2 separate regions of the Homo sapiens genome follow, and region 1 is linked to region 2. A link is a loop called in an ENCODE intact Hi-C map of the cell type or tissue named here. Cell type or tissue: adrenal gland. All regions are shown on one strand. Each heading gives the region's core, and the rest is flanking DNA. Links, peaks and the distances in the headings are about the cores only.

Region 1 (2,907 bases), core at 161-2,660, 51 kb before region 2:
AAGTCTCTTGCGCCTGGAGCCCTGTGATTATTTATCATAATAATAGCTTAACAAAATAACAGAATTTCCTTTGCCCAGCGCATTCTCTGCTGTCTGTTTGCTGTCCTCCATTCTAAGAGGCCTCCAAGTGCGTGTCCCCAGCCTTGGAGGGTGTGGCTGGAAAGATACACGTGACAGCTGTAAACCTCAAAGCCACAGGCTGCAGCGACGAAGTTTCTCGCATAGCCTGTGGCTCTCTCCGTCATATTTCTAGCATTTGTTAGGGTTTGTGGCCCTCCCTGTTTTATCTTTGCTCAGAAAGGGCTGCCAGCATTTGAGTTTGGTACCTACCTCCTTCCCTGGGTCTCTAGTCTTATGGAAAGTCCTGTGCATTAAACCTGCCACTCTAAAAGTTGAAAGGTGTTAAGAGCTGTTACTTCCAGTATCTGGTGAAAGAGAAAGGCCCAAGACGAGAAAAACAACAAACAAAACTACTCTTCCTCCCCCTTAGGCTTGTATTGGGGAGTGTAGCAAGGCCCCTGGTTGAAATGCCTACAGGCCCCCTTTTCCTGCCAAGCCCATCACTTCTTCCCATAGCACCTTGAACCTACAGGACCTACAGGGCAGGTGTCTCCTTCTTTTGGAGGTACTTTGTGAGATCATCAGTCTGTGCTTCTCTGGGAGAAAGAGGGCTTTGCCCTAAGCCTCCAGTAAGAAGGTCTTGTGTTCTTCTGTGCTGGGCACATGGTGGGGGCCTCACTGTCTTTACCCACCGACTAACTAACTCTCCACAGAGATAAGTATTCCTGGGGGTGGGGAGGGGGAGTTTGGAACTGCTGCCTCTATCAAATGAGAGCAGAAGCGTCCTGGATACTGTAGGTACCACAGAGAAACAAATGTGGGCATCTTCACACTCAGAGTAAAGCCTGGGGAGACGCCTCATAACCAAGCACAGGACTGGCTGGATATCACTTAGGATCTTCTGGGTTTCTCTCTGGAAGTGTGTGGTGTGCATGTGTGGGTATGTAGGGATGCATATGGTGCGATGGTAGGTGCAACTGGGGACTCACCACCCTTTTCCTAGAAGTGACGGCAGGAAGAGGTGCAAGGGGAATGGGAGAAAGGGGTGAGAGGACATAGGCTTTTGGGGTTCTGACTTGGCCCTGGCTAGGATTCCTTCATTCGGAAGCTGAGCCAGGAAAACTCAATTATAATTCTTCCCACAAAGAGCGACTCTCTTGGCCATTCCTCCTTCTGGGGACCTCTGTCGTGCCTCTGCCAATGGGCTGGGTCCCTCTCCCCCATCAGCCCACGCGCCAGGCAGCCACAGCCCTTGTGTCTGCATTGCATCCCTGCGTTGCTCTTTCCCCCACTCACTGGTCACCTCTTCTGCATTCAGGGGGCTTCTGTTTCCCCGTTAGGGACCCCAGGGCTTTAGTTCTCTGTCCCCAGGGAGATGATGACTCTAAATTCTTTCCCTTGGGATAATTTCCTTTTGGGAACACATATGAAAGGCTGTCTCTCCCCTCACCACTCACCCCTATTGCTACCCCAATTTTGGTTTAGTGTTGAGCCATCCTGTTTCGAAGGCAGGGGGCAGCTTTTCCCCCCTGAACCCAGGTTTTCTCCCAGTCCTACAGGCTGCTTGGAATAGAGAAGCTGCTCTGTGCAGCCACAGCACTTGGCTAAAAAATGTCAGGAATGTGGAACTTTATTTTCCCCCTCCTTCCTTTCCACCGTTAAGTCTGCTTTTGGGAGAGGTGGCACAGGGGGAGTTTTCTACTCAACTCTTTGGTCCTTCAGTCCTGTCTTAGGTGGAGTCTGGCCTGACCATCAACCAGGGTGTGGACAGCTGGTTGGGGGGTATGTGTATCAGATTTGAAAGTAGCCTCCTCCCCCTCCACCTTCCCTTCTCCTTCCAGTGTCCTGTTCTGTGCCACGTTTCAAATTGAAACAGGCAGGGGAAGAGGAAAAGTCTTTGATTAGCGAATGGAGAATGAGGAAAAAGGGGGTGCACCGAAGAGAGAGGAAGCAATTTATATACTACCTTTAAAATGTCAGTTCAGGACTGAAACTTTTTTTTTAAGCTCATTTACAGGCTCTAAAGCTGCAAAGAAATGTTTCCACAATTCTGAGCCTATCATTTGTAGGTTTGGTTTCTTTTTGGTCTGTGATGACTTAAAGGTTGAGGGACCCAGAGGAGTTCTTGGTGATGGCTGGTTTTTGCTTTTTGATTGTTTTAGAGGCAGATTTGGCAGATTTACCTTTTCTTCAGGAACCACCTTCTTCCCTGCTCCTGACACTGATTGACTTGTCAGGGTGAAATGTTTGTAGCATATACAATGGGAGCCCATTGTGTCACCACCTGCTAGTACATGGCTTCCATGGCACTGGTTCATATCCTCCCAGACATACCTGTAGGCATCATAACCTGAAATGTGGCTGCGGGTCCTGTCTGTGAATGTTAGCAGCATCATAAAACAATCCTGCTTCTATTGTGTTCATAGAAAGACGTGTGCAAATGGCACACATAATACATCTGTGGACACGGATCAACTTGAGAAGGAGTCTCGCTCTGTCACACAGGCTGGAGTGCAGTGGTGCAATCTCAGCTCACTGCAGCCTCCGCCTCCCAGGTTCCAGCGATTCTCTTGCCTTAGCCTTCCAGGTAGCTGAGATTACAGGCACATGCCACACACCCTGCTAATTTTTGTATTTTTAGTAGAGACGGGGTTTCACCATGTTGGCTAGGCTGGTCTTGAACTCCTGACTTCAGGTGATCCGCCCACCTTGGCCTCCCAAAGTGCTAGGATTATAGGCCTGAGCCACTGCGCCTGGCCTCTTTGACTAACTTCTAATGCACTTTCGAAGAAGTTCCTTTGCCAGCTTTTCTAGTTCCTAACTTTATGCATCTCCCTTTTAGCCTTT
Region 2 (2,907 bases), core at 120-2,619:
TACACACGTCATTTTGACTGTAGCAGGTACCAGCTGCAGGATAAATTTCCAGAAGTAGAATTGCTGCATCGAAGGATTGATGCGTTTGTAATCTCAACAGAAATTGCCAAATTGCCCTCCAAAGAGGTGGTACCGTTTTACATTCCTGCTGGCAGTGTGTAAGAAAGAGTCTGTTTCCCCACAGCCTTAGCAAGAATATATTGTCAAGCTTTGTATTTTTGCCAATCTGATAGGTATGAAATGGTATCTTAGTGTAGCTTTAATTTGCATATCTCTTCTGTGTAAGGCTGAGCATTTTTTTAAATGTATAACAGCCATCTTTTCTGTTTCTTTTTTCTGTGGCTTGTCTGTTTATATCCTTTGTTCATTTCTACTCGATTTTTAAAAATCCTTTTATTGTGAAATTATAGCAACTTACTACATATTAGCAAGATTAGCCCTTTGTCTCTGATCTGAATTGTAAATATTTTCCCCAGGTGATCATTTGCCTCCAGATTTTGTTTGTGGTGGTGTTTCCATATCTAATTCTGGATTTATATATAGTGTAAAAAATTCAAAATAATACGAAAACAGAGTTGGCTCTTGGCACAGCAACCAATAGAAGAAAATTTTACAAATCCAGATTTGCAGGGATTCGGAAAGAAACTAGGAGTACAGTGATGCTCTTTAAACAACTAGCTTTCAGACAAAAGAAGAAGCTTCTAGGGCAGATGCCTGCCCTGGCTCACATGAGTTCTCAGAAGCAGATGGGATGTCAGTAAGAAGTGGACACCAGCTCAGGTTGTGCAGAGGAGGTCAGAGACCGCACAGTGGGATCCAGACAGGACTGGGAAATGTAAAGGCAGGCAGGAGAAGCCGCTTGCAGGTGACCTCAGAAGGAAACAGGAAAATATCTATTAGTCATAGGAAACGGAGCAGGAGGTCAAGCAGAATGTGACTCCCCAAAAGGGACAGCTGCTCACAGAGGTTGTCAAAACAGCCAAGATTCTGATTATTTCAGGTCTCTCTTTAAACTGTAATCAAAGATAAGCAAAGTAAGTGTCATTTTTGATGGGAGGTGGGATAACCCACTACAGTAGGAAGGTCATTATTGAAGGTGCTTTTTCCCAAAGCTAGATTAATTCCTACACTAGAGCATATTGGCGTACTCCATAGGGTTATATAGGAAGAAGGCTCATAGAGTATTGGTGTTGGAAAGGTATCAGGGGTCATGAAGGTTGGAGGTTACAAATCTGTGGCCTGTAGTCAGAGTTGGCCTACAGATGTGTTTTCTTTGGCCAGTCTGGTGTTGGCCCATGCAGTGTTTTTAAAAATTTCGAATTAGTCACCAGCATTTTAAAATCAGATGATTTCACGTAAAGATTTTTCTTTGCTTTTGAAACATTGGGACTCCAGCCACTGGGTTGCGCCTCTCCTGCAGCCACAGTGGCTGAGATGCAGCTACGCCACTGCCTCCCTCACCCCTGTGGGACACAGTGTGGGGTGTGCCCCTCCTCTCTAGTGTGTTCCTGACATCGAGGCTGCCAGTTACTACTGTTTATCTCAGTTTTAACGTGTATTTATTTTAGTAAGGTTAAAAGGTCAGTGGATATCTCTTAAACTTGTTTCTCTCAAAGTGGAGATGTGAAAGATAGACCAGAGGGTGATATGTTTAAAGAAAAGCAGTGGAAAGCATATTTCTCTGTGGAAGTGAAGAATATGACCTGCTTAATGCAGTGGGCCTCTGTATTGAAAGCAGCTATCTTAAGACACCTGGACCACCTGGCTCATTTGTGCTCCCCCCGGTCCCTGTAGGCGTTTTGTTTTGATCCAAAATCAGAGTCACCTCTCTGGCCTCATAGGCCAGAGATGTGCTGGACTTATTCTTCTAAAAAAATAGAATAGATTATTGCCAAACGATTGCTGTTCTTTTTGAGAGCTCATGCACGACAGGGGCAGTCTATGAGAAGTGGGAGCTCTAACCTGGGTCGTGTGAGGATTTTTATTTATTTATTTTTATTTTATTTTATTTTATTTTGTTTTGTTTTATTTTATTTTATTTTATTTTATTTTTTTGAGATGGAGTCTCTCGCTCTGTCTCCCAGGCTAGAGTGCAGTGGCGCAATCTCGGCTCACTGCAAGCTTCCCCTCCCGGGTTCACGCCATTCTCCTGCCTCAGCCTCCCGAGTAGCTGGGACTACAGGTGCCCGCCACCACGCCCGGCTAATTTTTTTTTGTATTTTTAGTGGAGACGGGGGTTTCACCATGTTAGCCAGGATGGTCTCGAGCTCCTGATCTCTTGATCCGCCTGCCTCGGCCTCCCAAAGTGCTGGGATTACAGGTGTGAGCCACCGCGCCCAGCCTTGTGTGAGGATTTTTATAAGAATTAGTGGCAACCAAAATTTAAAAAGAAAAAAAAATCAAAAACATCAGTTTGTTTGTAGGCATCTGGAAGGGGACAAAGGTCCAACCTCTATAGTTCTATGAAAACAGGGCCAAACCAATTTATTACTACGTTTGCACCAACCTACTACTTTCCTCCTCTGATCAAAAGTAGGAAGATAGGGCTGGGTGCAGTGGCTCACACCTGTAATCCCAGCACTTTGGGAAGCCAAGGCAGGTGGATCATCTTAGGTCAAGAGTTCAAGACCAGCCTGGCCAACATGGCAAAAACACATCTCTACTAAAAATACAAAAAAAAAAAATTTGCCGGAACTGGTGGCCCGCGCCTGTAATCCCAGCTACTTGGGAGGCTGAGGCAAGAGAATTGCTTGAACCCGGGAGGTTGTGGTGAGCCAAGACTGCGCCATTACACTCCAGCCTGGGTGACTCTGTCTCAAAAAACAAAACAAAACAAAAAGTAGGAGGATAGCAGGTAAGGAGGGAAACCATGGAGATAATTTGTGCGAATCAGAATATAGCTTTTGA

What was found. A loop is a pair of places that touch in the nucleus more often than their neighbours do. Peaks named below come from ENCODE experiments on the same cell type or tissue, not always from the same donor. Only the 100,000 strongest peaks of a DNase experiment are listed, where the experiment ranks them.
Region 1: a loop joins it to region 2, with 3 times the contacts of the local background. A loop is called at or near these places in 57 of 110 quality-filtered maps.

The regions. Positions count from the first base shown.
Region 1 is chr6:52,572,234-52,575,140 of GRCh38, reverse strand. The region is part of intron 1 of TRAM2 (translocation associated membrane protein 2); the gene reads left to right. Among named protein-coding and RNA genes, the nearest start is that of TRAM2, 3.4 kb to the left of the region's middle. RefSeq lists a silencer at 226-275 and enhancers at 626-675, 1,277-1,805. In adrenal gland, for the core only: a CTCF peak has its summit at 1,577; no DNase peak of the experiment used is centred there; H3K4me3 peaks cover 146 bases; H3K27ac peaks cover 1,631 bases.
Region 2 is chr6:52,520,847-52,523,753 of GRCh38, reverse strand. The region is part of intron 2 of TRAM2 (translocation associated membrane protein 2); the gene reads left to right. Among named protein-coding and RNA genes, the nearest start is that of TRAM2, 55 kb to the left of the region's middle. In adrenal gland, for the core only: no CTCF peak of the experiment used is centred there; no DNase peak of the experiment used is centred there; H3K27ac peaks cover 1,073 bases.